Regions from separate parts of the Homo sapiens genome. Here all the other regions are linked to region 1. A link is a loop called in an ENCODE intact Hi-C map of the cell type or tissue named here. Cell type or tissue: Caco-2. All regions are shown on one strand. Each heading gives the region's core, and the rest is flanking DNA. Links, peaks and the distances in the headings are about the cores only.

Region 1 (9,727 bases), core at 250-8,249:
AGGCTCCCCTGAACTTTTCAAGTAGGCCTTGACTTTTGGACTTCCGTATTTGTCCCTACACTGTCCAGTTTTTTTTTTGTTGTTGTTGTTTTGTTTTTTTGAGACGGAGTCTCGGTCACCCAGGCTGGAGTGCAGTGGCGTGATCTCGGCTCACTGCAAGCCCCGCTTCCCAGATTCATGCCATTCTCCTGCCTCAGCCTCCTGAGTAGCTGGGACTACAGGTGCCCACCACCACACCCGGCTAATTTTTTGTATTTTTAGTAGAGACGGGGTTTCACCGTGTTAGCCAGGATGGTCTCAATCTCCTGACCTCATGATCCACCTGCCTCAGCCTCCCAAACTGCTGGGATTACAGGCGTGAGCCACCGTGCCCGGCCTGCACTGTCCAATTTTAACAAGAATCCTTGGCTTAGTAGACTCCCTCTTCCTTCATATCTGATTACCCTCCAGATGTTACTGGGTCTCTTATTCTCCACCATTCCTCAGGTATGTCTGATCACCCCAGCCTGCTTTCAGCAAGAATCCTATTATGTCAGTCTGGCCAGAATCCCCACTTAGCCCTAATGTCTGCTCTTAGTACTTTTCCATCCATTGATCCCCACCCTGCTCCTTGGCTATAAATTCCCACTTGCCCATGCTATATGTGGAGTTAAGCCCAATCACTCTTCCCTACCGCAAAATCGCATTGCAGTGGTCCTGTATACCTATGGAGGTAGTTCCCACATACACACCTTAAATAAAGGATGCCTCATCATCTAAAGTGTCATTGAATTTCTTTTGGCATCACATATACGCCATACATTTTGACTATTGTTCATAGGGTGATGAATCTTTATGCGTATTCCCAAACACTCTGGGAGTATGTCTTCCTTGAGACCCAGCGTCACTCCTCAAGTTCAGGTGAGTAGGACAAAATTAACTGACCTTTGTAAAGATGTTACCCAAAACCTTGACTTCATTAGCATTAACTGCTCATCAAGTCTTTTGAAATTGCAACAGCTACTCATAAAATTGGATATGAATTCACTGGAAGAGCATTCACTTATGTAGAGTTAAATAGAGAGTTAAATTGTTCCACCCAAAGAACTAAGTCTAAACCTTGCTTACTGCTTCTTGGCAAAAACACAAGGTAAATACCAATGCATACAGCAAGTCACAGAAAACATATTCCCCAGTTTTAGAATTTCCTCCACATTCACAAAGGTGATTTCAGTAAAATCTCAGTAACGATGAAAGAATGAAAACAACAGCAGGATTTAGCGTTGAAGTGAGACAACCTAATCTATTCTCTGGTGAGAAATGCTAATCTATGTACAGCACTATTGCAGTCTTGGCCCTTTCCAGCTATAAATCTGGTTAAGGGAAAAGCTTCATAAAAAGTAAATACTTTAGGTCTTCCTGATAATCCCCCTCAGCATTGCATTCCACTTATCAGGCCCAACTTAATTCTGAGTTGTTGGCTTATTTCGGTTCTCTAAAAGAAGGACGCTAGAAATTAAAATTCAAACCGGATGGTCCACATCACATCAGGGGATTGGGACAGTTGATTTACTCCTATAATCTCTTTAAACATCTACCAGGAGAGGTTCTAAGGCAGAATTTATTGCCTCCTCCTGCCATCTTTGGGCCTACAAAAAACGAAGCAAAATCCTTCTATGAAATCTGAAACTCCAGTCACTGATTTCCTGGCTGATGTCATTTCCAAAGCACGATGTAGCCCTGTGATAGTCACAGCGGTAATCTGCCTCTCTATGGGGTTTCCATCTGTTTGCCATCAGAAAGAACCTCTTTGGGAAGCCACGGTAAATGCAGAGAACCCATTCCTCCACATGGGTCCCAGAGTCTTGTATTAGCTTTTCAGTCTTCAGGATCAGCTGCTGTTAGAATTGAATATGCTTAAATTTCTGCTGTAACTTTCATTTTCATCCATGTTTGGTTTATCATGGGCTACTTGGTAAAAATCTTCCATATGATTCTGAAACTCTTATGCAAATGTTACCAAAATGAAAATTTAGCCGCTGCAGTTCTTTCCTTTGGGAGAAGAGTTTTCTATATAACTTTAGGTAATGCACTTCTTAATATAAAATGGATTGTACTTGAAGCAAATCTTTCTGAGCTCTTTAGGTCCAAAGTTGCTTAAAAGTGTAATATTTTGTGTTGAAAGGCTGTTTATTCACTTCTTTTTAAAATTAAAATTTAAATTTTACAGATGGGGTCTCACTATGTTGTTCAGGCTGGTCTTGAATTCCTGGCCTCAAGTGAGGCTCCCATCTTGACCTCTCTAAGTGCTGAAATTACAAGCATGTGCCACCATGCCTAACCTAGGTTATTTACTTCTTATTAAGTGTTAACAGAGATGATATAATAGGTTAGAGCCAAGAAAACAGATTACAATGACAAGACGTTTCAAAAGTGATCTTTTGTGGGTCAGCTTCAATACAGATAATTCACTGTAAATAATTGGGGGTTCACAGCAGTATCAAGTTATAACTAACTGGGAATTGTATTGATCCAGCCATAAATGCATAATGGTCGCTTTTTTTACTGAAGAAACAGAGCATGAATTAATTCCACAGGAATGTTTAATAAAGGAAACGATTTCATGAAGATCAGCCTTTTTCTCATCTCCATTCTTCCCTGCAAGTACTTCAGCCTTCACAGTGCCCAAACAAAAACAGACTCTATTCTGTTCCTCAAGGAATAATTTATTAAACATGTTTTTGTACATTGGTCTTTCTGTGTTTATGTGCCATTTCCTCAGAGAAGGCTGACTATGAGGATGAAATAGAAATAACATCACTGTTCAATATTCTTCAAGCCCCAATTCCTAGGAGATGACAAGGATGCAAAGGTCTTTTTATTCATCCTGTCAAATGCCAGTTTGTTTCAATGTGGTTTCCCTGAGTTCAGTGTCAAATGAGGCACAGTCCCCAGTGGGCAGTAGAGAAAGACGTTTTCCTCACCACACTGGAGAAAAGAAATATGAATACTAAACCAAATGACTGTCAAAGGATGGAAAAGAGATGAAGAAAGGCCTCAAGGAAGAGGATAAGGCAGAAGGGCAAGACCAGATGAAGAAAGGCAATCAACAACTTGCCTTTAAAGGAATGATGAAATTATGACTACCGTATTTACATGACTTAAACATGAGGTGCTACCTCAGTGTTTTGTAAAGCATGTTACACGCATGCAATAATTAATGGAGAAGAATTTGGCACACAGATGAACATTTTTCAAGAGCCATGTATTTATTTTATCGTGTGTATGGTTTATGTACCCATTCACACACATACGCAAACACATATATACCTAACACATCAAACCTGAAATTTCATGGATTCTATTGCTTAGGATGAAGCTAAAATAAAAATGGTTTTATTGAAGGAAAAATATTAAATAATACACATAGTACTAGGCTATGGCAAGAAGCATGACAGTGATAGTTGAATGACTGAAGTTTAAGAAATCTTGGTAAAGGCAAATGAAAGAGTTTCATGAGAGAGTGTGGGGAGAATCCTACTCTCCGCTGATCAAAAGTGTGATTTTTATTTACATTGATTCACTATTTTCAAAAAGCTAGCTTTATATTTTTAGTCAGATATTTTCACCACCTATGGTGAAAATTTCCTTGGGAGAATGCTGCCTAACAAATGTATTGGAAAACAACTGTAAACTTTCTAGAGCTGTATTTGCTTGTCTGAAGAGTTGAAACTTTATAAACTATGTTTTTTGTTGTTGTTTTCACATTTCCTTACCACTCTAATCTGTTCTGATATTAGGATTTTTCCCCCATTTCTCACAAACCTAACAAGTTCTGACTTTTTGGTGGATGACAAATCCTACCAGTAGAGGGGGCCTTATTCTGCTTGGAAAGTCCTCTAAGCTCAAGGATCTTTGCAGGAAACAGGATCACCCCTCCATTTGTTTGCTGACCACCACCTCCTTTTACTCTGACTTAGTCATTTTACAGTGTCAGCACCAGCCTGTGGATCTGTCTGACAGCGGATGTATTGTCACAGTGCAGTCTGAGATCCAGCCTTCAGCTTTTGTAAGAATCCAGTTAGCCACTGCACAAAACATCTTGTTAAAATCGTGAGTGTTCTGATCATTACCACATTTTTCATTATGTGTGTGGTAATCCTGGGCTGACTAGGCTGGGATCCAATTGTGTTCATTTTGAGTTGGATTCAAAGTTTTAGAGTTGGAAAGATTTTTGAAAGCATCTGTTCCAACTCTCTCATTCCACAAAGTATAGACACTCAAAGAACTTATGTCCCACAGAAACTTACTAGTGTGGAAATAGGATTATTCAGCTTATGTGAAAAAGTCCTTCACAGCCCACTTTAGTCCTGACTGCATCTAGGGGCTGTGCAACTTTGGGCAGGTCATTTAACCTCTGAGACTCCGTTTTCTTTTCTATAAAATAGGTAACCATTAAAATCACTTCAGTTCTATTCTATTGGGATCACTGCCACTAAGCATTTAGAGGCAGATGGAGTGCTAAGGTTGTAGAATTATGAATGATTTGTCTTTTACTGAAAAAAGTTTATAACTGTTGCATAATCTTTATCTTCTATTTGCAGGCAATTCTAAGGCCTCTTCTTGGCTTTATTGTTCCTTTCTGTTCTTTAAATTTGTAAATGATTTTTAACTTTATGAGCATAGAAGGCATTAAAATTCGACTATACCGGAACAAAAATTTATAATTCCAGCATGAATGCAACGATCAAAACGTTAATCCAGGACGGTAAGAGAATGTGGAAAAGTGAAAACAGTTGGCATATTAAGGTTGTAACAGTGTGAATGATTTGTCTTTTTTTAAAAAAAAGTTTATAATTGCAAAATAAACATAATTCAGAAGGATGAAAAAGTCCATGTAAAAAGCAATGCAGAGGTGAAGGATCCGCAGTCAGCCAGAGATTTTAGGGGGTGAAGCCAGAGCAATCAGCAGACCCGTGAGCGCCAGCACTTCCCACCAGACCCCACTCCTGGTGTGTGCCTCAGCCTTGCAATAAAGCTTCCCCTTCTTCAGGATATTGAATTGGGGTTCAGAGAAAGCCAGACATCATGTAATCAGTTTGAAATTACAGCGTATATCTAATAAAAGCCCACAAAACTTGCCAAAAAATTTTTTTTCCCTGAATCTCTTAAAGAGCAATGTGTTTGCTAAGAAAGGGGGACATGGGAAAGAAATCATGTATAAGAGAAACCTTTTCACAGAACCAACACAACTTCAGACCCGACACACATACTGGCAGATAGCTTAAAATAGGAACCCCGTCACCTTAGAAGGAGACAGAGAATCACAGTCTTCACCTTAGAGTGAGGAGAGCCCTGTTCAGCCTGGATCCCAGGAAGGTCCACTCCATCTCTTTTCCTTCTGTTGACATAGCTGCTCTGTGGAGAGGACAAAGGTCTTTCCTGCTAAGTAAAATCAATGCATTAGAGTGTTTTGATGATATACATTTGGATTGATTCTATTGGAGACACAGGGCTCACTTCATTGGATGTGGGTTCTGTGCAGTCACACAAAGCTTTACACATAGGAGGATCCTCTTCGTGCTTGGTTTAATCTCTGCTGTCACTGTTTTGAAATTCTTAATAATTTGTGAACAAGGGACCTCACATTTACATTTTGCACTGGGCTTTGAAAACTATGTAGCTGGTCTTGGCTGGGCGTTTTTTATGAGGCTGTTCACATTGTTACATAGATTTCTTACATTACTGCTCTATGGTTAACCCTTTCAACATACTTAGCCTGTTGGCCTGCTGTGGGCAACATGTGGCTTGCTGTGAGTTGGGTCTGTGTCTTCCCATGTGTTCTGTAGTGCAGAGTGTGGGTCCCTTCCATGCAGATTAGTCCTTTCACCTCTTGTAAGCTCCAGGTCAGCGCCTGTGTCTTGCACAGACAATCCAGCAGGTTCTTTGTCTCTTCCCCAAATGTCCAGAGCTTCATACTCTTTTTACCACGGGTGCTCTAAGAACACACCACCCTTTTAGAATCAACATTAAAGGTAGTTGAGTTCTTCTGAAAACTTTGCCTGGGTAAAACATTAGTGTAAATCTGTGCTACTTTGAGCATGCCACATTTACCCTCATAGGCCTTGTATGTGGCAAACGACGAAGAGACCTTCAGTGTTGTACTTCCTCTTGCTCAAACATCTGTTGATTTTTAACATTTGATTTTCTGCAGGTCAGGGTCTGCTTTAAGATTTGAAAGTGGCTCCTTTGAATGCGTAAAATACAATTTAACTACAGCTCTGTAGCATTTCTAGAGCCAAAACCCCATGGGCGACACAGCAAGAACTGGCAACCTCCCTACTCTAGCCCCATACACAAAAGGCCCGGAGGAGGATCAGAATGGCCCTTGGGTAACATAGCTCCTTTAATATTCTAGCAATAATTTTCTTCTCCCCTGCTCTCCTCCCAGAGCAGAACAGGAAAGAAACCAAACACTGTCCTATACAAAAATGGGGCCTAATGCCCCAAGGGGGGAAAGGAGGAGAGAGAGAAGAGGAAAGGTACCTTGCAAATTTGGGAAATACTTCTCAATATCAATGTAAACGCTATCATCCCAGAGCCTGGCACAGTGGCTCACGCCTGTAATCTCAGCACTTTGGGAGGCCGAGGTGGGCGGATCACTTGAGGCCAGGAGTTCAAGACCAGCCTGGCCAACATGGTGAAACCCTGTCTCTACTAAAAATACAAAAATTAGTCAGGAGTGGTAGTGGGTGCCTGTAATCCCAGCTACCCAGGAGGCTGAGGCAAAGGAGAATCACTTGAACCTGGGATGCAGAGTTTGCAGTGAGCCGAGATTGTGACCCTGCACTCCAGCCTGGGCGACAGAGCGACACTCTGTCTCAAAATAAATAAATAAGTAATAAACTATATTTTTCCTGAAAATGAATGTGGCCATTGGATGAGACTGGCAGACACAGCATAAGAGGTGAAGGGATGAGCACGCCTATAGCTCACCCTGGTAGAAATATTGAAAAATAAATCTGACCAGTAGACTTCAGACCCACCCTTCTCCATGCAACAAGAAATGCCCCCCGCCCCCCGACCACCACACACCTTATTGTTTCGTGAGGTTTAAATAGGAACAGCCATCACTAACCATTTGGTCGAAGTCCTGGATGGCTTCTGCAGACCAAATGACTAGGGGTGTTTGGGAGTGGAGTTTTCCTGAAAGGAATGGGTGTGCACCTGAAGGCTGATGGGCTAGTTGTGACCTAGGTTGGGAGTAGGAATCCACAAAGGGTCTTTTTCCTGTGAGCAGGCTTATATCTTTAAAGTGCATCCCGTTTGACATTCAGGGCAAAGTCCTAATTAGCAGGGTCGTGACTTTTCCTCTGCTATATAGGTTTTTCCAAACCACATGACCTTGGATGAACTGAAGGGGCAGAGTGTCAATCTTTGGTCCAGGGGAGGGACATCACCTTATCAAGTGGACCTGGACTCAGAGAGGTCAAGACAGAAAGTAGAATGAGGCTGTCTCCTTTCTCAGTCAGTGAGAGTTAGCTGCCCTTTGAAAAAGGAAAGGGCTGAGACTGGACATTCAGGTAACTGAAAGAAGCTGGGCTCCTATTGTGGCCTAGCAGGGGCCCTGCACTTCTTGTGTTCACCTTCAAAAGGAATTCTTTGGAAGGGGCATTCTGGAGCAAATCACCACCCAGTTTCTAAAACACCAAGGACACAGATAGCCTTAATGTTTCCCTCAGCGTAACTAAACTTCAGACGGGCTTCTTCCTGACTTGAGGCTCTGACCTCTCTTTTCTTAGAGCTTTTTTTTTTCTGAAACAGGGTCTTGCTTTGTCACCCAGGCTGGAGTGCAGTGGTGCTATCATAGCTCACTGTAGCCTTGACCTCCTGGGCTCAAGTGATCCTCCTACTTCAGCCTCTGGAGTAGCTGGGACCACAGGAGCGCACCAGCAGGCGTGACTATTGTTTTTTTTTTTTTTTAAATTGAGTCTCACTATGTTGGCCAGGCTGTATTTTCTTTAGGAAACTTTTAATTGTAAATTTGTTCTCTGCTCCTTTGAGATATACGTAAATCTTTTAAAACATCCCTTGCCAGTTTTACTACCCAGAAATGTGTTTGTCAAGGATCTAGGATCCATGTCTTTGAAATATAATCATCAAAGAAGATAGCTTTGAGCCTCATAACATATCCTGTGGAATGACAGGAACCTAACTTCAGTGGGTGCCTTGCTCCAAGTTGTAAAACTACCACCTGTCATAAAGATATGAGAAGTTTGCTTTCCTTTGGGTAAAGCCAGTTAGCAAACACAGATAGCTCACACATCTCCCTCTCACTCCAGCATTCAAAAACACACTGTTTCCAGTGGAGTTGAATTCAGACAAAGTTCTGGCCTCTCTCCCCTATTGCAATAGCCTTGAATAAAGTCTTTCTTGCCTGTTTAAATTTTGGGGGTGCCACTTTTGCTTTAACGTCAAAAATGTAAATAAACTCAACTAAAATGTATTGTGTCCCTATAAACCCCGGTTGTTTTGCAGCATGAAAAGATCCATGATTAAACTGCAAAAGGCAAAATGCCTCTTGGTTTGTGCATCTTCCTGGGGGATCATGGGACAGTGAGTTACAGTTGACACAGGAAGGAGGGATGTCACCACTATCGTAACTGAAACATTGTCAGGGAGCAGCAAGAGGCTGGCTGGAGCTGGGCTGGGACAGAGCACCTGCCTCACCCCAGGCACAACTCTAAGCACTTTGCAAATAATTCCTCATTTAATTCTTACAACAACCTTATGAAACAGATTTTATTAGTAGCCCCATGTTTTCAGGTAAGGTACACCTCTGTCACCACAGACATTTGGTAAGCATAGAACAACTGGCACTTTGGTTCCAGGATTTGTGTTTTAACCACTAGCTTATACTTCTAGATTCTGCAGCTAGAACCAAAGAGCACAAAACCCCAAGGCGTGGTAGCGGGCCCACTGAGACCTGATCAGGTAACCAGGTACATGTCAGAGAAGTCTCTATGTCTCTACCAGAGAGCAGTTTCCTATTTCAGGACTAAAGCAGCCCACAACAGGGCCACCACAGCATCTACCTGTGATGTCCCCTGTCTCACAGAATAGGACAATTCTGCATCTCACCAATTCCTAAGGTCAGAGGGGGTTTCTTCATAAAAGGCTATGTAGGTTCTTCCTATAAATCTGCCTTCACATGACCACAAGGCTGGCAGTTCTAGGAAAAAAGCCTGTTTTTCTGCAAAGGGTGAACAAAGGTGGCAGTGTCTGAGAACAATTGAACAGTATCAAAGCTGCTTCCTCCAGGCAGTTCTGAGGTGACCCTGGCTGATCTCTGCAGTACGTGCTGAAACTGAAATAGCCTTGACTACCATCAAGGGCAAACTAGATTCTGCACTCAGTATGCTGAGTACCTTTTCCCCTTGCCACTTGCTCCCTTACAACTTACTTTCTTCCCTTGCTGCTTCAAAAAGTGTGGGAGAAGCCCTTTGATAGAGCAAGCTGATGCTTGCACAAAGAGAAGTAAAATTGCTTTTGCACCTCAACTACACAAAAACTAATCCCTTTACTGGGTCCCCAAGGCCCCCAGTGTAGCCCCTGGATGTCTCTGCCTGGATGGCTGTAGGCTGGGGCACCAGGTTCACCATTTCATTCTTTGAACCTTCCTTTTTCCATCTGTGAAAAGAGAATCTCAATATTTTGCCTAGTACTCTCCAGAGCTGTTATGAGGCTC
Region 2 (10,932 bases), core at 1,168-9,167, 110 kb after region 1:
AGAAACATACCCTAAATTCGAGAAACTTTGGTTTATAGAGGACATCTTTGGATTATTTCAATATACACAATGATATATATCATTTCAATATACTAAAATTAGATAATGTCAATATAATGTATTAAGAGTTGTACCTGAAGTAGAGATTATATTAAAAATATTAACAACTAATAATATGGCATGTGCTTTGTTAACAACCAATGTGGTATAAACACCGACCAATCAGCCATACGGTTAGTGCAGGGTCTGGGGCACCTTTTGTTGTGCTAAGCATTATTTCCTCTTTTGCTTGATCATGAAGCCATGGCAGGATATATTAATGTAAAGGCTTCAATTAAAATTGAGAAATAAAAAAGGTTATATAGACAGCCAAAAAGCATGATCAGATCTGTATTTCAAAAGGATCACTTTGGTGGCTAAGTAAAGGGCAGAGAGAGGGGAGACACAGTAAAGACTAGAGAAGGTAGAACCTATAATACCACAGACAGGAGCAAGCTAGAGGGGAGCAAGTAAGTATGTTTTCAGGTATAGTAATGAGAACATGGAAGAGGGATGACAGGAAGACTTTCTTTAAACCTTCACTTTAAATTGTTATGGACTCCAATTATAAATAAGTATGGCCAAATCATAACTAATTTTACAAATGCCTAGGTCTAACATTGTTTACAACAACAATAACATATAAACGAATAACACAGTCTTATTAATTAGATGCATGGCTCTCTTTAAGACCTAGATCTTTAAATGCAGGCCAAAACACACAAGTGGTTTTTCACTTGATTTAAGTATTTCATTACTTATAGAACATATTTATCTTAAACTTTTGTCAGTAGTATAGTATTTTGAAAGTAATTTACTTAAAGAAATAAACAATTATGACTAACTTAGAAGAATGTAATTTTAAAACTCTTAATATGTTACGAACCTGACTTTAGTTAAGTTTCTATGTAACTATAACCATGCTTCCCTAAATTAAAATCTCAGCTTACTTTTAGACATGACAAAAGCCTGCCTATCTTTGCCTTTAGTATTTATTACTGAACGATCACTCTCATGATTTTAGGAATTGTTTTGAGGGTATTTAAATTCTATAAACTTAAATCCCAAAGTAAATTTCACAATATAACTACAACCCATTATCATATCTTTTTCCCAAGACCACCACCCATTCTTCTATGTTATTTAATCTACCCAATCAAATCAGTCTAGGTGTTGTCTTCAACTCCTCCTTTTATTTAGCCTTCCACATCCAGTTAGCAAACTGATTTTCTGAAAATCTATCATCCGTTCTCTATCTCCATTGCTGCTGCCATGCTCAAAGCCCTCAAACTTTGCTTCTTGAGCTGTTTCATCTCCTAGTGTCTCTCCTCCATGCATGTACCCTTCTAATCTATCCTGCACAATGCTGCCAGAATGAGCTAAGATGTAAAGTTGATTGATTTTATTCTTCAAAGAAATCCCACTGCTGACAAGACAAAATCCAAATCTATCCTGCAAAGCCCTAGCCCACCCAACCAACTTTATCTCATGTAACAACTCTAACCCCACCCTCTATTTGAGCCACATAGAACAATTTGAAGTCCCCTAACACACATCATTGAGTTTCACACCTTCACATTTTTGCTGCCAAGTGAAGAAGTCTGGTTGAGAAGAAGAAGAGACATCTAGGCAAACTTATATTCACCTTTGAAGATTTAGCTCAAGCATCTCTCTTATAAAAGCCTTTTCTGACTCTTTATCCTCAAGCAAAATCAAGAAGAATCAATTCCTTCATTTGCAGCCCATGGTATCCAGTGCAGTCTTCTTTCACAGGCCCTCCAACACTGCTACCCTCACTCATTTATGTAATTGTCTATCTTCATTAGACTGACATCTTCCTGAAAGGCAAGACTGACGTTCTTTCTACCTCTGCACTCCGTACTCTTCCTACTGATGTTTCATAAATTTCTGTGGCTAAATGACATTTTAAAATTACCACTCCTTACTTACCAAACTGAAACTGCTTGTTGTCCATGAGGCGAATAGATGCCGGAGCACATCTCTGTTTTAAAAAGAAAAAAAAAAGTGATACAAATTTAATACAGTAAGAAGCTAGACAGGTAGAATGTGAATATTATCTTTCTATATTTAAGAGATCAAGAGCTTAGTTCCTAAGGATTTACAGAGGAAAAAAAGTTAACTTTTCATATACTTTTATGAAGACAAATATCAATGACTTCTATAAAATATTTGGAGAGAAGAAATCTACAGATATAGATAAATAAATACAAACATAAGTTAACAGATTTTAAATTTATCAGCAGAAAAAGCTGCCTAATGTCTGGCAAAGACATATGAGAATATCCTAAAAGAAATACCAGACCCCAAAGTGGATTATTTTAGAACAAAGATGTTTCTAAAACTAAAATCCAGTGCCTCAAGTATTATGCCATTTTATGAACTATACTGTATTTTATCCACAGTAAAGGTAGAAGATGAAGACATTCTGACTTTTAGATGAGCACTATTTCAGGCAAACCACACAGCCTCCAAAAATCACTTAAAACACAGACACATGCACACACAGCTTTATCATATTCCAAACAAAAATTACATTAAAACTATGTTATTTTCTATTTTGTAGTCTTATTAAATGTATAATAGTTTAAAAATGTTAAAGAAATGTACTACCTGAGTAATTTCAAATATTGGCATAAGAGTATCTTTGTAGTTGGGTTGATACTTCTAAAAACGTTACCAGTTTCCAAAAATACTAAAGGAAAATCAGTTTTCTTCACGTTTACAAATCTGAAATGTTTTTCATAAAGTGGGCACATTGACTTCTAATAAAATATACAAAGCCTGATTAGACCAAATTTCTTTTCTTCATAAGTAGAATATACATATAACATATATATTTATATATTCTAGCTTAAGCACATAAGTAAAATATGAGACAGTAACAGCCACTCTGTCATTCATAACAAAAACATTTTAAGTTCCTACCAGCAACTTGTAAATTCCATCTCCTGCTAACAACCACATTCTACCGCACCTTTATCAATGGCAAGTATTATTAATGAAAACAATTCACGTAAGTACACATATATCAGAAAATGGGAGGGGATGGGTGCAGTGGCTCACACTTGCAATCCTAGCACTTTGTGAGGCTGAGGTGGGCAAATCACTTTAGGACAGGAGCTCAAGACCAGCGTGACCAACATGGCAAAAGCTTGTCTCTACTAAAAACACAAAAATTAACTGGGCGTGGTGGTATACACCTATAATCCCAGCTACTTGGGAGGCTGAGGCATGAGAATCACTTGAACCTGGGAAGCAGAGTTTGCAGTGAGCGAAGATTGTGCCACTGCACTCCAGCCTGGGCAACAGTGCAAGACCTTGTCTCAAAAACAAAACAAAACAAAATGAAAAAAAAGGGGGGGGGGGGGAAGGAAAGTATATTACATTTAGTGTAGTAAATTTCTATGGGTATTTAATCTTTAAAACAATTAAAATATGCAAGTCTTGATTAAATCTTGGTTTGCAAACACTATTCATAAAACATATCTTGGAGATAACTGGAATAATCTTATATAATGAATATTAGATGGCATTAACAAATTACTGTTGATTGGCCAGGCGCAGTGGCTCACACCTGTAATCCCAGCACTTTGGGAAGCCAAGGGAGGCAGACTGCCCGAGGTCAGGAGTTCAAGACCAGCCTGGCCAACATGGTGAAACCCCATCTCTACTAAAAATACAAAAAAAAAAAAAAAAAAAGAAATTAGTCAGACATGGTGGCACACACCTGTAGTCCCAGCTACTCAGGAGGCTGAGACAGGGGAATTGCTTGAACCCAGGAGGAAGAGGTTGCAGTGAACCACTGCACTCCAGCCTGCTGGGCGACAGAGCGAGACTCTGTCTCAAAAAAAAAAAAATTCCTACTGATTTTCTTAGACATGAAAATGGTATTGTAGTTATAAAGAAGAACACTATTCCGTCTTTAGGAGACGGTGCTGATGTATTTAGGTTAAGTGCTGTAAAGTCTGCAACCTAGGCTGGGTATGGCGGCTCACACCTATAATCTCAGCATTTTGGGAGGCTGAGGCGGTGGATCACCAGAGGTCAGGAGTTCGAGACCAGCCTGACCAACATGGTGAAACCCCATCTCTACTAAAAATACAGTATTACCCAGCCGTGGTGGTGCATGCCTGTAATCCCAGCTACTTGGGAGGCTGAGGCAGGAGAATCACTTGAACCTAGGAGGCGGAGGTTGCAGTGAGCCGAGATTGCACCACTGCACTCCAGCCTGGGCAACAAAAGCAAAACTCTGTCTTTAAAAAAAAAAAAAAAAAAAAAAAAAGTCTGCAACTTAATTTCAAATGGTCCAAAAAACATATACACGTACATGTTAAACAGAGCAAAAACTTAATTATTGTTGAATATATGAAGTGGATAGACAGGTGATCACTGTACCAGTCTTTCAAATTTTCTGTATGCTTAAAATTTTCAAATTAAAAAGCTGGAAAAAAGGCAAGAAAGCTCCTGGGCAACTGCTGTATCATATAGCAACTAATATTCAATTATATTGAGTGTGATTTTTAACTTGATAATCAAGTCACATAAGCTAGCTATCCAGTATTCCTATTAGTATCAAGGAGGAATAGTAGATGGTAACAGACAAACACTATCAAAACAGAACTAATAAGCTAAAGAATTTTTTTAATTTTAGATATTAAATTATTTTAACATGGACTTTTTTGAAATTATCTAATTCAAACCAACGGTTTTAAAGTCTCATACTTCAATAGTACCAGATTTTTAAAAAGTCAGTAGAGTTTTTCAGTTATTGTCATAACTAAATGCTTATATAAGTAAAGCACTCAAAAATAGCATCTAGGTTGGTTTATGATCTCCTGGTAATTGATATTTGTAAATCACTGCACATCATTCTAAATATATAAAGCTGAAAACATTTCTTATAATTCAAATAATTAAAAGTTACCACTACAGTTAATTAAATGGAAGGTTCTATAATCAAGAGATCAAAATAATGTTACTATTCTTAAAAAACAACATCAATTTGAGTTACTATATGTACAGTTAAGATTAGGTTATGTTTCCACTGCTTTAAAACTAATTTGGTAGGTTTAAAAAAACCACAAAAGATTGCCTTCAAAAGTCAGAGACAGCACAAGTTCTGAGAATTTGAGCTCTAAATTCACTCCCATGTTATTTACTAATGCAGGGCTGAGAGTATTCCACAGATTTTGTAAAGGAGGGAAAAAGGTCCTTGAGTTAAAGTGACCCCTGCTGGTAAGCGATCAAAACTAACCTGAGAGGGAATATTTTTACAAATTTTAATGATGGGTTAATGATAAATTCAGGGAATTCAAGAATACTCAGACAGAAATTGCTTACTAAAACTGAGCTAATGAAATAATTGATTTCTTTCCTGCTACGATAAATGTACCCTTACTAGAATCTCTCAAATCATCGAACTTGTACCTAACTATATTTTATACTTAATAGTCTGAAACTATATGAAACCTGATATGGACTAATACAGAAATATCAGTATACTTTTTGTACTTTAATAATGAAATAAATAACCACGATGACTTCACAACATGGATACAAGACTGACTTAGTCAAATTGCTGGCAATTTCTTCCCTTTAGGGATGCTACAACCAGGAATTTACTTGATTGCATAATCTGAATAGTAAAAACTATTCTGATTAGTCTTATTTACTTAGTACTCTCTGCACTAACTTAAAAAGCAACATATTTCTCAATCCTATCATTTTATTTAAAAATATTTCCTTGGCCAGGCGCGGTGGCTCACGCCTGTAATCCCAGCACTTTGGGAGGCCGAGGCAGGCGGATCACGAGGTCAGGAGATCGAGACCATCCTGGCTAACACAGTGAAATCCTGTCTCGACTAAAAATACAAAAAATTAGTCTGGTGTGGTGGCAGGCGCCTGTAGTCCCAGCTACTGGGGAGGCTGAGGCAGAAGAATGGCATGAACCCGGGAGGCGGAGCTTGCAGTGAGCCGAGATCGCACCACTGCACTCCAGCCTGGGCAATAGAGCGAGACTCCGTTTCAAAAAAAAAAAAAAAGAAACATCAAAATATTCTGCAAAACTGGTTTTTCTAAAACTAAGTCATAGCTCTTACTTGTCACAGAAAAAATCAGAACTTGCAATTCAGATGAGACATATTTGAGAAGGCACCTCTTAAAAGACTAGTTACCAGCAAAATAAATTCAACATTAACATATATTTCACATGTCTGAGGGGTTTCTGCTAACGTAATGTCATAAGGATAAACTATAAAAGTATAAGCATTGAATGGCAGCCATGTAACTCTGGTCCATGGCTAAGGAATGAATTATACTTGATTGAAAACATTTGTTTCCTCAAAGGGTAAATCCACATCCTATGTAGACTCTGGAACAGCCCAAATTCTTGAGCCTAGAGACTACCTTGGAAATAGACTATCAATCTCATGTTGTATCAGAAGCAAATGCTTCAATACTAAACTCCATGTGCTATACAAAAATTTGGGCACAAAAAATTATCATAATATGCAACATCCTCACTAGAAGTGAGGAACCACATATAACTGCATACTATCCATTGCATTATGTTGGTTATCAAGCTAAGAGCACACTACCTCAAATAAGGCACACAACAAAATTGATTAATTTAAAAGTTCAAATCCCAGCACTTTGGGAGGCTGAGGCAGGTGGATCACAAGGTCAGGAAATCGAGACAATCCTGGCTAACACGGTGAAACCCTGTCTCTACTAAAAATACAAAAACAAAATTAGCAGGGCGTGGTGGCGGGCGCCTGTAGTCCCAGCTACTCAGGAGCCTGAGGCAGGAGAATGGCATGAACCTGGGAGGTGGAGCTTGCAGTGAGCTGAGATGGCACCACTGCACTCCAGCCTGGGTGACAGAGAGAGAATCCGTCTCAAAAAAAAAAAAAAGTTCAAAAAAGGCTATGTAAAAAAAGATAATCTGTTAAATGTGAATTTCTGGACATAAAAACTTAAAATGTAGACAAATTCTTCTTCTAACTAATAAGTCAGAGTTGGTATCACAGATGAAATGATAGACTATTTAAGGCTACAGTTATTACTGGTTGGTCATCTTAGAGATGACATACTGACTTACAGCTAGGAGTCCGTATGATAAACAATAAGAACTTTTTATTTTGACAAGTCAATTGTTGCTTGGTTTTAAAGAATAAAATAATACATAATAGGGAGTGAATATTGCCCTCCACTTATATTAAGGAAAAGACCAAAAGATAATGCCAGTCTCCTAATTATAACTTTATAGTTTTTCAGTTTAGTAAAGGTATAATAACTTGTTCTGAGTGGCTTCTGGTAGAGAACATGTCTCATAACTGTCTTAATTTTGCTGGATCAAACAGTAAATGATCCAATTAACCAAACACTTGACTAGGGTTATTCTCTCTGCTTCAGAGAAAAAAACGCATGACACAAAAAAAATGATTTAAAATAATTTCAGTTTCTCTATGTAATAAATACTCCCAAGAATTACTGTTGAATAAAAAGAAGTTTTAAGTGTTTTATAAGGTAAGTGCTAAACCTGACTCCTTCTAATTTATTTGAACTCCTCCAAGATAAATTAAGTTTAAAACAGAACAATTCATAAAATTTATGTCTTCCCAAATTATAATCTAAAATCATTAAAACAAACAAACAAAAAACCCCAAACCTTCATCAGTTTAAAATTGTTTAAAATAAAAGTGATAGAAGGAAGGAAAAATTACCCTCCATCAAAAGGTAGTGGGAAGAAAAGCTGCATTTTCATCTATAATTCTAAAAACCTAGTTCGAAGAAACTAGGTTTTACTGAGAAGAGTTTTGAGAGGAATGAGTACTAATCAATACCAAATACAGTTTTTCCTCTTGTTGGAATAAATGCTCCTCTCAAAATACCATAGGGCACTACTCCTAAGTTTTTATTGAAAACAAACAAAAAAAACCCAAGCTTCAGAAACTGCTTCTGAGCTTGTTTTAACACTCGGTTTTCCTTTTAACCTTGTAAAGACATCGTTATTTCCAAACTAACAATTTTATTTATCTCTTTTAGAGAATAATAACACGTTATATCTAACACTGATATGCTGATTAAAAAACATTATTTTCCTCCTCTTCATAGGCTACAGCAGGAAATGTATTTTCTGAGAACGTCTTAAAAATCATTTACCCATCTACTGAATAAAGGAGGAGATTATACTGGACTGCCACTTATGAGAAAGAATCACATTAATCTTCCACTAAATCCTCCTTTCTAGCTTCTCACAAGGCAGTGAAGTATTGAAAGAGGATACTTGCTCACATGGACAAAGATCGGATGAGAGACTTTAGTAGAATCCTTCTAATGCTAGTATAAGGTTGCTTAATTTATTTCCTTCAGTAAGAATAGTAATAAAAATATACATATAGCCCACTTTGCTATTTGTGAACAGTCATGTATGTTCTTTCCCAAAAGATATTTATCCAAAATTACAGTTTCCCATTTCAAAAGCAACTTGAATCTGAAAATATTGCAAAGATGGAAGTGCTATAAAATGACAGTGAAGAATTACAAGCAACCAATTCATTATTCAATCAAGAATTTGGCACAATCATAAGCCATGTACCATCTACTTTAATGGATCTTAATTCCCCTGCTATCAACTGAAATTCCAAATCCCAAATTGAACAATGACTAGTTCCAAAACCTGATTTTTTCAATTTTTCTGCCTGAAAACACTATTACAAAGGAAGGCAGCAAATACTGTACCACTCTTGACATATGAGACTTGTATGTTCTACAAACTAATATACAACTTTCCCTAAACCATTATAAAACCTTTTATCCATTTCCAGGTAAGATAAACATTAATGCCTCTCTACATGTGCATTATAATAGAAGTAAAATATGTAGGTTTCCAAAACTGTTAGATATCCAAATCCCAGTAACTACTCTTAGCAATTGCTCCATTATTAAGAGCAATGCTCGAGAATAGAATATTATCTATCTGGACTTTTAAAATCAGTTTCAAGTAAGACAAACTTTCTAGTCCATAATATTTGTATTTCTAAAAACTGTCAATTATTAAGTACATAGAACTGAACTGTCATAGCTATAGACTAGAAAGGACCTTTCTTTACGACCTGCTTTTTTAACCACATGGTAGCACTGTCTATCAATCATTATCTTTATTTTGTTCCAAGATATATAGCTAATACAGTTTTTTTTGTTTGTTTTTTGAGATAGGGTCTTGCTCTGTTGCCCAGGCTGAAGTACAGTGGCACGATCACGACTCACAGCAGCCTCGACCTCCTGGGCTCAATGGATCCTCTCACCTCAGCCTCCAGAGTAGCTAGGATTACAGGCACATGCCTCCATACCCAGCTAATTTTTGTATTTTTTATAGAGACAGGGTTTCGCCATGTTGCCCAGACTGGTCTCAAACTCCTGGGCTCAAGTGATCTGCCTGCCTCAGCTTCTTAAAGTGCTGGGATTACAGATGTGAGCCACCGCACCTGGCTCACTATAGTTTTGTGTAGTGAATTTAGATTATAGTCATTGGGTGAACATCCTAAGAATTTTTTTAAATGAGTAAAAGGACAAGTTTCACTGATTTCTGCAAGGATGAAGGAAAATTCCATACTTGCTTTTCAATAGCACAAGTAGGTCTTCTGTGTCACTTTCTATCAGGGGCATATCGAATTGTAATAAAAACTGTATCAGATTACACCAACTATTTATGGCGGAAATGTTGGAAATCAACATTTCCATTGTAATGAAATTATAAACTTAGTATTTTGATACATTTGTACATCACTTCTTATTAATGAAATTTAAGATAGATTTACATGTAAGTATTTGCAGTGTGGAAAAGTAGATGGAGCATCAAGAAAACAAAATATGCACACATCTAATCAAAAGCTTTATGAGTGTACTAAATCTGTGTTCTATAGAGGGGAGATATTATTGAAGGGGCAGAGTTGGTCAATACAGACTGAACACGACCTCTCTGAGATCTTTTGTTGAAAATAAATACAAATCCAAACTACTTTTATAACTTCTGTAATTTTTTAAAAAATCTAATTTGGGGCCGGGCATGGTGGCTCATGCCAGCAATCTCTACACTTTGGGAGGCCTAAACTGGAGGATCGCTTGAGTCCAGGAGTTCAAGACCAGCCTGGGGAACACAGGGAGATCCCATCTCTACAAAAGTTTAAAAAAAAATTAGCCAGGTATAGTGGTGTGTGCCTATGGTCCCAGCTATTCAGGAAGCTGAGGTGGTAGGATCACCTGCATCCAGGAGATTGAGAGGCTGCGTTGAGCTGTGATTGTGCCACTGCACTCCAGCCTGGATGAGAAAGTGAGACCCTGTCTCAGAAAGGAAAAATCTAATTTGGCATTCATATTTTTTTTCATAAAATTAGAGGCAATAATGGTGAATTAGAATTATGTCATTCAAGACTTGAACAAGAAATGACATGAACTACAATTCTTTAATAACACTTTTTGTGGCTGGGCATGGTGGCTCACGACTGTAATCCCAGCAATTTGGGAGGCCGGGGCGGGCGGATCACCTGAGGTCAGGAGTTCGAGACGAGCCTGGCCAACACGGCAAAATCCCATCTTCACTAAAAATACAAAAAAATCTGCTGGGCTTGGTGGTGGTCGCCTATAATCCCAGCTACTCGGGAGGCTGAGGCAAGAGAATTGCTTGAATCCGGGAGTCAGAGGTTGCAGCGCATCGAGATCGCGCCATTGCACTCCAGCCTGGGAGACAGAGTAGGATTCCATCTTAAAAAAACAAACAAAAAACCACACTTTTTGTGGGGGGAATAGTGAAGCTCATCAAAGACAGAGGGAAAATAAAACTATTTAAGACAAGCAGGGGATGGAATTTTC
Region 3 (10,932 bases), core at 1,370-9,369, 66 kb after region 1:
TATAAATGTAAAGAGAAGAATTGTTTGTATGCATTAGTTACAGCAGTATAATGGCTTACATACAAGTGCTTACTCACATGTAGTTCCCAAAGGATTACTACAGTCCTGGCAGGAATATGTACTGCCTTGGAGGAAGACTCAGGATAAGATATTATTCAAGTTAAGTTGTATCAGAGCCAAAGTATTTCACAGGCTTAGCAAAAATGGACAAGAATTAATATAACCTACATATATTTCTCATAAGATTTAATCATTGTCCAGAACAGAAATATTCGTTATTCTGAAGGCACCATCACACGAAAAAGGACTGACACACAATATTAGGAATAGAAACCACCCGCACTCCCCAGCTCCACAGGTTCTGCTCCTCAGGGAGCCTGTGAGCAAACATCCAGAAAGAATGTAGTGAGTGTCTTGAGGCTCAATGCCAAACCCACCAAGCCACAACTTAGGGCTACTAGGTTGGGGCAGTAGGAATGAAAATGTAGGAAGGAAAAGCACATACAAATCCCATTGACTGATTCGATGTGTATCAGAGTACAGGTCCACCATACAATTAGTTAAATATACTAGAACAGATTATCCAAAACAACACTGTGGAAAGAATTACCAGTGTTTCCACATATAACTGCTTAATTCCTGACATGTTCTTGAAGAGGAATAGTCTTGAACTGCTGAATGACCTCTGTCTAAAGACTTACCCTCTCCCACTCATTTAAAATAATGGCTAGTTCATGGAAAAAAAAAATCCCAACAAGGCACTGTGAGCTTTTGGGGATATAGTATAAGTAGCTCAAAAAATAACTACTTATAGAAACTTGTATGCCAGTATGAGCATTTCATGTCCTTTTCTGATATGTGAACAAGATTAAAGGAAAAACATGTTTCCTAGGGTGCATATGGTGTTCAGGAAAAACACTGCCAACAAAAGGTTGTCTTAAAAACATGTATATATGTTGCTTAGAAATCCACCATGAAACAGATTTTTTTCCTTTTCTTTCTCACTCAGATTTGGAATTCAGAGTCTCTGCAAGATGTTTTTCCTTGTGGAAAAATAAATAATCTCCTTTGGAAACCAAAAAAGAAATCTTTTCATGTTCACAGAACTAAAGTTACTAAATTCTGTGATGGTTCTTTGGCTTGAGGGTTCTATATGTCAGTGGTCCTTACTCTGATTTGTTAAGGAATTAATTATGATTAGAAGAGCACAAGAGTGCTCACTCTTTGAGGATCTTCCAAGGTTCAAAAGGGAGTGCTTCAGGTTCATAGGAGTCTCAAAGCCTCCTGGGAATACAGCATTGATTTTAAAAAATGATTAGGGATTGACAAAACCTAGCTAACAATATCCTCAGCTATAAATCCAAAGAGATTTAGTCACAAGTAGGTTGCACTTGATTTTGCACTTGATTATGCTACAAGCAACAAAATTATAAAAATAAATTTTGTGTTTTCAAATCAGTGGAAATATGAACATGAAAAACTAAAACTAAAAGAAAAACTCATATGCAAATAAAAGAATAAACAGCTTCACACTCCCTTTGAAGAAAAAAAATATTAGACCCAGGTCCATTTTATTAATAATATGATCTATAATCTCTTGACATTACAAGTAGTTTTTACAGTTAAATTTCACACTGAAGACAAACACTGTTTGGCTTAGGGAGCAGAAAGCTGAGTAACTTACATCCTTTATATCAGACACTATATTTTAACAGTTTAAGAAAACCTTTTACACTTTCTGGATTTAAGCATCAATATGTAAGTTGTTTCCTTTACAGGAAACTGAAATTAGTAAGAATTAAGTGAATATACTGACAGATGGCTCATTTGGGAACATGAAGCCTAGAGCAAAGCCAAGCTTCTATAACTCATAAAGTCAAAGGTAAAACATTCTGGATTCTTCAAACCTAAATGGGCACTTGTTATTTTCCACTTTTCTTCAACCATGAGCTAAGCCCTAACTAAAATCAAAGTTGATAAAGATTAAGTGGTAAACAAAAAAATTATTAAAGCTGTCCTTAACTCCTGTCTGAGTGTTTTTTAAGATATAGATATGCTTTCCACAGCATTCCATTTTGGCTGCCTCAAGCACCAGCACATGCAGTTTGTGAATCAATCTGTAGTAACTGTGTTCTAGCATTTATACAGAATGGAAGTTCAACCAAACCCAGCCCCATATGAACAGCCAAGGGAACACACTTCAGTGTAGGACTACAGAGCTTCTCTGATAAGCTACAGTTAAGTTGTAGCTATAAAGGAATATGACAAAGGAAAGTCTGGGTGCTAACATGCAGAAAGGCATTTTCAAAAATGCAAGCTAGGACTTAGCAGTTACTAATAGACTATTCTAGTGGGGGAAAAGGTTTCCTTGCAACCATCTGTATCTGGTATACCATACACACCGATGGAAGCTCATCCTTTATTGCAATTTTGTTTTCAAAATACATCAACACAGGCAAACTAGAAGGCTCCCAACTTCATAAATAACTTTTAAGTAATAGTACTACAATATGTAAGCACTTTTAGGAAGAAAACTCCTACTTCCTTAGAAGAAATAATATAATCCTCTTTTCTTTGTGTAAAATGATGGGCACAATAAACATGTGGTTTCCACAATTCTTACTAAGCTAAAAACAGCTCAAAGTTACTTATCATAAGACTAAATTCACTTATGCACTACTAGAAATTGCACCAAACATTAAGGCAACAGTTTCTCTAAGGGTCTATAAAGCCTGTTCATATTGAGTCTTTAGTATTCAATGCCATTTCTCACTAGCGGCAAGTTACTATTCCCACTGAAACCCCAACCCAAATGTGACATTACCAAATTTAAGTAAATTATTGCAACTATGACTAATTTAAGAAAGTCAGTGTTATGCAGTACTGAAAACCAAATAGGCAACAAGTTTTTGAAATTAAAAATAAACATTAAAAATGAGTTAAGAAGTGTCATGTAAACAGTGTTCTCCTGACTTAACTTTTATGAAGCCATTTTCAGATATTATAGAAATAAGAGGCATGGTTTAAGTGCTTCTGTGCATATTCATGAACTCAGTCCTTCACAGATACCAAGTCTATACTGAGGCACCTCCCAGAAGGTATGTGAAAGTGGGGGCTGGGGGTAGGGGGAGGCTTTCTGATTTACTAAATCAGAGTGAAACAGTACTGATCAATATTCTTGTGTTTCAAAATGATTTCGGTAGAAATGATTCCACCTACAAAATGCAGTCACCATTATAAAATCAAGGTTGGGGAGTCCTGCATATACTTGGAAAAAGAAAAACAAAGACATAAATCATGAATTTCCATAAGGTTCATGTAGAATAGTGAACATAATAATTTCAGGTGTTACATTTACAGTTTCCTAATATCAAGTATGGATTTCTGAGGTTGCTGAAATTGAACTCCCTGGGAAAGAATGTTATAACAATCACATGCAAAGGAATGGATCTTCTTATTAACCTGTTTTATTTTTTAAAAATTACTCAGAAACATATACATATATATATATATATATATACACACACACACATGCATACATATATATATATATATATATATACTTCCAGTGAGACATTAGTACCTTAATTTTATATTTTGATCACCAATTAAAGAAATTACCTTCGTGAACAGATGCATTTTATAAAGCTGAGATTTTTATAATTCTAGAGGCAACTTCCTCATCAAGTGTCCAACTAGGTCAAATATCAAGGGCTTAAAGCAAAGATCTGTTGGAAATTTTATAATTAAAAATAAATGACCAATGAAGAGAGGCAGCTTCTAAAAAATAAATATTTCATTTTGTTGTTAAACTGATATTTAATTCTAATTTAATTACAGATTTATTAGTTTGAGGCCAATTTTAATAGTTAAAAATTATTTATCATTTTGAAGTCTTAAAAATATCATTTTGTCAATTTTAAATTACCATTTTTCTGGTTAAGGCTACTTCAGATATAAAAGGTATCAAACTGCCCAAAAATACTTTGGAGCTGTTGCTACATACACAGACAATGCATCCTTTTAAAGGATCGTCTGCATTTTGACTTACATTATCTGATCAAATATTAGTTTTAAAAAATTATCAAAAGTTAGGTATTGCATTAAGAAAAGAATCCATCTCAAAATGTGAATCATGAACCTTGGCAGACAGTGATTCAAAGTAATCATTTCACTTTAATATCCAGGTTTGAATGTACAAATGCTTGCTAAATGTGATTAATGTTCTCATTATTTAAGAAACAGGATATTTCAAACTTTTGATTATGGTATATGCATTAATACATTACATTTAAAAAAAATTAGGTTAAACCAGTTATTCAAAAAAGGCATTAAACCATTATTAAAAACTAAATTGAAACTTTACTTTTTATATGAAAATTTATCATGCCATTGGGATTAATTTTAAAAAATCAAAAATGATTTTTGTCATTGAAACTGCTGAGGCTTTCAAATTCAGTAGTTGAATGATGACTGTTTCTTTAGTGAAACAATTCTTGCAATTGGAGACATTAAGTCTAAGAGTTTTCCTTCTGCTCTTGCTGTAGCTGTTTCTTCTGCATTTCAGCAACAAGAATGTGAAATCAGAAACATTAGGACTCTAAGTTGAATAAAGGCATTCATTTCATGGTAAACCTGTTCTTCACTTGCAATGAAGGATGTCAGCTTTTCTTACAAAACATATTATCAATGAATTAGAATATAACAATAGGTTATCTCAGTGATACAAATACAACTCATACCACAATAGAAACAGAAACATGGAGAACAAAAACATGTCCCCTAACAGAATAATTTGTATATTGATGATACAAGGTTTTATGCATGTATACTAATTTAAAAAAAAAAGTAGGCCAAGCACCTTACAGACGTGAAGGCTTTCTAAATAACAGGTTGCCTAAATTCTTTCATGAATATCCTTCCCCTTAATGGCCTACTCACACTAGACTATGCTCTTAAACAATGTACACGTGTATCACTCCTCAGTGGAATCCTTCCCTAGACATCTGATTCCCAGAAACGTTCTTTTAAAAAGAGGCTAGCTGAGCAATCAATGATACCAAATCTGTCTTTGTTCCCCAAGAGGAAGCAACAATACAAAACAGCTGGCAGCAGCTTCCTCTGGAATAATTGACAGCTTTGTGCTGCCTGACTAAAATTTGAAATGACAACCGCTGAATGTAAAATGATGTACCTACAATGAGAGAGATTTAGGAATACTATCTGTCAATCCATAGATGTAGAAACAAAACAAACTACAGAATGAAAACAAACTTATTTTAAACCAAAGAAACAAATGTATCCAAAATATAGTCCATGATATATTTGATTACTAGTATAACCACAGTTGAAAACTTAAAAAAAAAATTGACATTTTTTTGTAATGGTACTAATGGATTTATAAAAGGTTTCTGTTTCCAAAGATGTTATTGGGGTCCACATATTCCTTGACAGACTTCAGCATCCCAAAGCCGACATCAGAGATACTTTCCTTTAGCCATTGCTTCCGTAACTTGCCCACTGGAAAAACAAAATCAAAAATGCTTCAATATATGCTATGATACTGGGAACCAATCAATCTTGTGACCATGAGTGAACAAACACTGTGTGATAAATGCTTTTATTCAAAAATGAGAAATGTTTTGCTTTATTTGATTTATTGAGCCCACCAGACTATCAAGCTCATTAAGCCCAATGTATTCCCAGGGGAAGTCTGTGCTCCACAGTGTCTCCTTTCTCTGTAAACTATGAAATGGAGATTGAAGGAAGCTTGGACAGAGATTATAGCCCATTTTACAAATAACAAAATGAGAAAAACGTGCATTTCGAAAGAACCCACCTCTGCCTTAACTACCAAAACACACCCAAGTTTTAGAGAAAATGAAGTTAACTAAAGAAAAACATCACATTGAGACGAATTTGTTGGGTAAATTCAGCAAAAATGACAGGATATATATCCTTAAAATATTTTAACGAACATAAAGGCTTCAAATAATAAGAAAATTTGAAACTTTAATAGGCTCAAGAAAAAATTCTGGCTATTAAGCTTCTATTTACATTTTCTTTTCACAGTACTTTTAAATAAATTTGCATGTTCCCAAATAATGGTTACTTTCTTCCTACTGTTTTTCCAGATTTAGAATTTTTTTCCTAAGGCATTAAATAAATCAAATACCTAATCCATCGTAAACTTAATCTTTTGCTTTTACATACTGTACAAAGTTCCCTTTTTTTGTTTCTAGGTCTTGCTAATTTGTTCTGAGAATAGTGAAGTAACATAATGGTTAGCAGCATAAATTATATTTCAAAAGGTACTCAATGAAAAACATAACCTTTTGTAAGTAGAACTTTTGTAAGAAAGAATATGTACTTAATCTGTAAAAGAATTCTGAAATGTCAGTTTGCTCTGGTATTAAAAAGCAAGCAATATGCTAACTTATCTGTGGCAAAATGGATAAATCTTTTAATTTACAGTTAGGATTATTTGTACTTGTACTTCTCCAAAAAACCTATTATCATACTAATTGAATTCAAACGGTCATTTTCTACAAATGTTCATTAATGATCCAAAGTCATCAACAGTGATTTAATTGACCAACTGAAATGGGAAACCTTCTTTCATTAAAGTATTCAGCCTGTCATTCTATAATGCATTCCCATTTATTAGGCTATAGTGATACATCATAGCATCTGCCTTTTGGAAACCTTAAATACCATTTCGAGCTCAACTAAAACCATCTTTTGTGTCCAGTTCTCTAAGAAACCATCAAATTGTCATCAAAATAATAAATACTGTGATAATCTCAGAAAGCAAATTATCTGCTTGGCTTTCAGAAATAAAAAGGTATTGCTGGTATTAAGACGGGGGGAAATGAAGTTCAGCAGAAAAAAAACCTTAAATTCAAAATGAAAAATTTTGTTTGAGATAGCTCTAAAACCAGAAGCTAAGAGTAAATAAATCCCTATTCCTGCAATCTCTACCACCTAAAAGATATTCTACCAGGACCTTCTATTATCTCCTAAGGGACTGCCCATGACTATGATTCAGCCTGTTTTTTCACTTGCAAATGGATTAGACTTTATAAGGTCTCTTCAACTCTAATATTCTATGATTTTAAGCACTTTTTAAAAAAGTTAAAAATCAGTTTTTTCCAGATTTGCTCCACAGGATTTTTTTTTTTTTAAACAACTACTCTGTGAATGGTAAAAGGGGCTTTACCATACTACTATAAGCTGCCCACACTGAGGCAGCTGAAGAGAGAGAGGGGTGACGAGCAGTGAATACCAGTCTCCACTGTTATCTGTAATACAGTTTCACTGAATGTATCCTGTGGTTATGGATGTAATTGTCCTGAAAAGACTGCAAACAACTGCTCCAACAAGATGGAGCACATTAGAACCTCAGCAGGATGCCCAACAGCTAGCTTGTCTGCCTGGTTTTACACCTCTAGTAATAATGCAATTCCACAAGGAACTGAACCATCGTCTGAGAAGCCACCCAACAGCCATTGCATATTTAATGAAGTCACTCACCAAGCGCTGGAAAACAGAAGGTGCTTGGAGTGCATCATTACTTCTGTCAGAAGGATAATTTACACATCTATCTTGTCAAATTTTCTATGGTTTATACTTTTACAATAATCAATCTAATATACATTTGATTAGTGAAGTAGAAAGTAGAAAAAAAAAAAGGGCAGTACGGCCAACAAAGCTGTGGCCCCTCATAAACACATTTGATAAAAGCATTTAACCCCTTCGTGGCAGAGGTCTGGCACTTCTTCTGCCACTGATAACAGAATTTGAAATGGGGTCAGAAATCTTGGTTTATGCAATTAAAGGTACTAGAAATCTTTGGCTTTGTTTAACAATTTAAGTCAACTACTTCACAGGATACATATACAGGTAGAAAACACATTCAAACAAAAACGTTCAATATGCCTTAACAACAAGACAATTATTGGAGTCTTCTTGAGATTCTGGAGAACCTTATGTAGTTACCCCACATGGATCAATAAAACAACAAACACCACAGGCCTTAATCTTGGAGAAGAAACACACTTCAAAGTACAAGATTTTTATTCCAGAGCTAAACACCACCACTAATAATGCCCTTTGTACAATTCTTAGTTGTACTGCTGGGCATTCAGAAATTAGCTGACCATACTGATCTGTACCCATGTTAACACACATGGGTATACAACTATATAGCAGTTCCTTATTAAACACCTGTAAAGCTCATTTTCAGAAAGGGAAGAAATTATACTCTGTCCCTTATGTAGCACACCATATTAAAGGAAGGGAAAATGAATTACTGAAGACAGCAAATAACAGGTGGCCTAAAACTATTTCAATTTACCTTGTATGTGATAGTTATCTACTGAAAGGCATGTGTACACATACCACATAAAGCCTATTCTTCTTTTTTAGACCTGAATCATCTGATGTGGGATATTCATAGCTACTGACCCAACATATTCCTTTGACTTCTGATGCTCTAGAAGTATAAATCTAGCCTGAGAGTCAACACTAGAGCTACAAAAAGCCAAGATCACCATCTCTGAAAACAAGATAAGTACCTTGCATTCCATAATTCTCTATTATTCTAAATATATGATTCCTTAAGTACTTAAGTATTTAGATGTATTTTATAAGACATAAAAAAGATGGGCCAAATACTGAATATTACAGAAAACTAGGCCAGGCACAGTGACTCATGCTTGTAATCCCAACATTTTGGGAGGCTGAGGTGGGAAGATCATTTAAGCCCAGGAGTTCAAGACCAGCCTGGGTAACATAGTGAGACCCCATTTCTAAAAAAATAAAAATAAAAAAATAAAAAATAAGCTGGATGTGGCGGCACGCATCTGCAGTCTCAGCTACTCAGGAGATTGGGCGGAAGGAGAACTTGAGCTCAGAAGTTTGAGGCTGCAGTGAGTCCAGATCATGCCACTGCATTCTAGCCCAGGTGACAGAGCGAGACTCCATAGCTCACAAAAAAAAAAGAAACAAAAAAGAAAAGAAAAGAAAGAAAACTAATGGGGCGGGGGGTGGGGGGCTGTGCTTAAATTAAAAATGGAGTTCACTGTTTTACAATTTAATTTCTAATAATGTATATAGAGACTGGATCAAACAAGTTGTGTGTATTCTTCCACAACACATAGTACATTTTTAAAACTTTACTTTTGGAACAGAGAATATGAAAACTTTCAAGTACAGTTTTTCAAATTACAGGCTCACTATTCCCCTGGATGCTAAGAGATTCAAGAAAGAATGCAAGAAAGAAGTTGTGGTATGATCAACAGCATAAATGAATGAACAGACATGTACGCAAGGTATAAGAGATAAAATGATGTACATGGAAAATGTGGACATGGAGGCCAATCTGGCCACCAAAAATTATCTGAAACTACTCTTTGAGGCTTAACGGATTGAAGATTTAGCAGAAACTACCAAACAGTCCTAATCTAAAAGGGATAAATCCAGCGTCTGCTGGTCACAGAGGTCTCTAGCTAAATTTTAATTTTTTGAATCACACATTTGATTATAAGTCAAAAAGATTATAGACTTATTAAAAAGAACAAATTATGAAATGGGCCATACATTTAGAAGATCATTGAAGGTGAAGCTCAGAAGTAGACTTCAGCCAAAGCAAAAAGCATCTAACCATTATAACAACTATATTTTGAAAGTTCTAGTTTGAGTATCCTGGATATCTCTTTAGCACTATTCTATAGGTCAGATTTTAAGAAGAAAACCCAGACTTAGCTGCTTATACGAGTGATCTGAGCATTGACTTTGTATTTCAAGATTTAATTTAATCTGACCAAACTACTGCTGGATTATGTAAGAAAGTAGTGTTAGAGGGGACAACCAACCTCTTCCCAGGATTAACTGTTTGCTAATCACATGAAACTAACTATAAAAGTATTCTGTAACAATGTAATAATGTAATACAGGCATTCTCAGATTAACAAACATATTATTTTTAAGTTATAGACATAAAATTGTCAAAGAGAAAAAGTTCTCTTTAGAGATCCAAAGCTAAGTGATATTATCCAAGCCACCTATACTCACTCTCCTGGTGATATACCTGAGGCTAGAAGCTACTAAAGGTACAGCATGTGGTAAGAGACAGCCAACACAATGTTGTCCCTGGCCCTTTTGTCTTGGGCTTGGCCCCTGTAGTCACACAGGGGTGGGGGGATGGTGGGGTGGGGAGCAGGGATCAGTATCTTCTTGCTACAGATTTTTCTGTCAGCTCTCAAATCTGTTTAACCTATGCTACAGCTGAAATATTAATAGTTTAATGTTCAGTTAAATTGTGGGTTAAGTTGGTTTCCACAGTATGTTCTTACACTCTAACTACAACATTGCTTCAATGGAAAAATATTATAATCAACATATACGTTTTGTTAGAAAAGGCCAGTCAAAGAAACTGAAAAAATTAAAAGGCAAAACAAATTTTCTATCTTATAGTAATCTGATAAAGATTCAGTGTTGGAAAGGCTAAACTCATCTGGTAGCTATCAAAGGAATAAGACATTGACACTGATATAGTCAAGAACAGTTCTATCAAACTAAGGATCCCTGCGCTGTTTACAGTCACACCCTCTCCAGCCTCAACTTTTGGAAATCACTAATCTTTTTTTTACTCTTAAGATTTTGTCATTTCAAAAATGTTATAGAAATAGAACCAGGCAGTATGTAACCTTTTGGGATGGATTTTATTCACTTAACATAATTCCCTGGAGAGTTATTCCAAGTTGTTGCATGTATCGATAGTTCATTGTTTTTATTTATTGCTGAGTAGTATTCCTATGGTATGGATGTACCACAGTATGTGTAGGCAGCCATTCACCAGCTGAAGGACATCTGGGCTGTTTCCAGTTTGGGTCTATTATGCTATTATGAATAAAGCTGCTATGAATATTT

Evidence for each region. Hi-C counts contacts between places; a loop is a spot of excess contacts. Peaks named below come from ENCODE experiments on the same cell type or tissue, not always from the same donor. Only the 100,000 strongest peaks of a DNase experiment are listed, where the experiment ranks them.
Region 2: a loop joins it to region 1, with 20 times the contacts of the local background. A loop is called at or near these places in 56 of 110 quality-filtered maps.
Region 3: it touches region 1 in a loop (2.8-fold over the local background); 4 of 110 quality-filtered maps call a loop at or near these places.

The regions. Positions count from the first base shown.
Region 1 is chr2:177,598,763-177,608,489 of GRCh38, reverse strand. It overlaps IFT70A-AS1 (IFT70A antisense RNA 1), which reads right to left and starts at 5,430. Exons shown (of 3, transcript NR_198966.1): 1 at 5,317-5,430. LOC124906098 (a long non-coding RNA gene) reads left to right here and starts at 3,813. Exons shown (of 3, transcript XR_007087317.1): 1 at 3,813-4,092; 2 at 4,584-4,747. In Caco-2, for the core only: a CTCF peak has its summit at 3,840 (motif pointing right); DNase peaks (open chromatin) are centred at 3,859 and 8,239.
Region 2 is chr2:177,484,257-177,495,188 of GRCh38, reverse strand. AGPS (alkylglycerone phosphate synthase) reads right to left here. Exons shown (of 20, transcript NM_003659.4): 12 at 1,990-2,041. Among named protein-coding and RNA genes, the nearest start is that of IFT70B, 63 kb to the left of the region's middle. In Caco-2, for the core only: a CTCF peak has its summit at 5,262 (motif pointing left); no DNase peak of the experiment used is centred there.
Region 3 is chr2:177,532,662-177,543,593 of GRCh38, reverse strand. It overlaps AGPS (alkylglycerone phosphate synthase), which reads right to left. Exons shown (of 20, transcript NM_003659.4): 20 at 1-5,520. The coding sequence ends at 5,399. Among named protein-coding and RNA genes, the nearest start is that of IFT70B, 15 kb to the left of the region's middle. In Caco-2, for the core only: no CTCF peak of the experiment used is centred there; no DNase peak of the experiment used is centred there.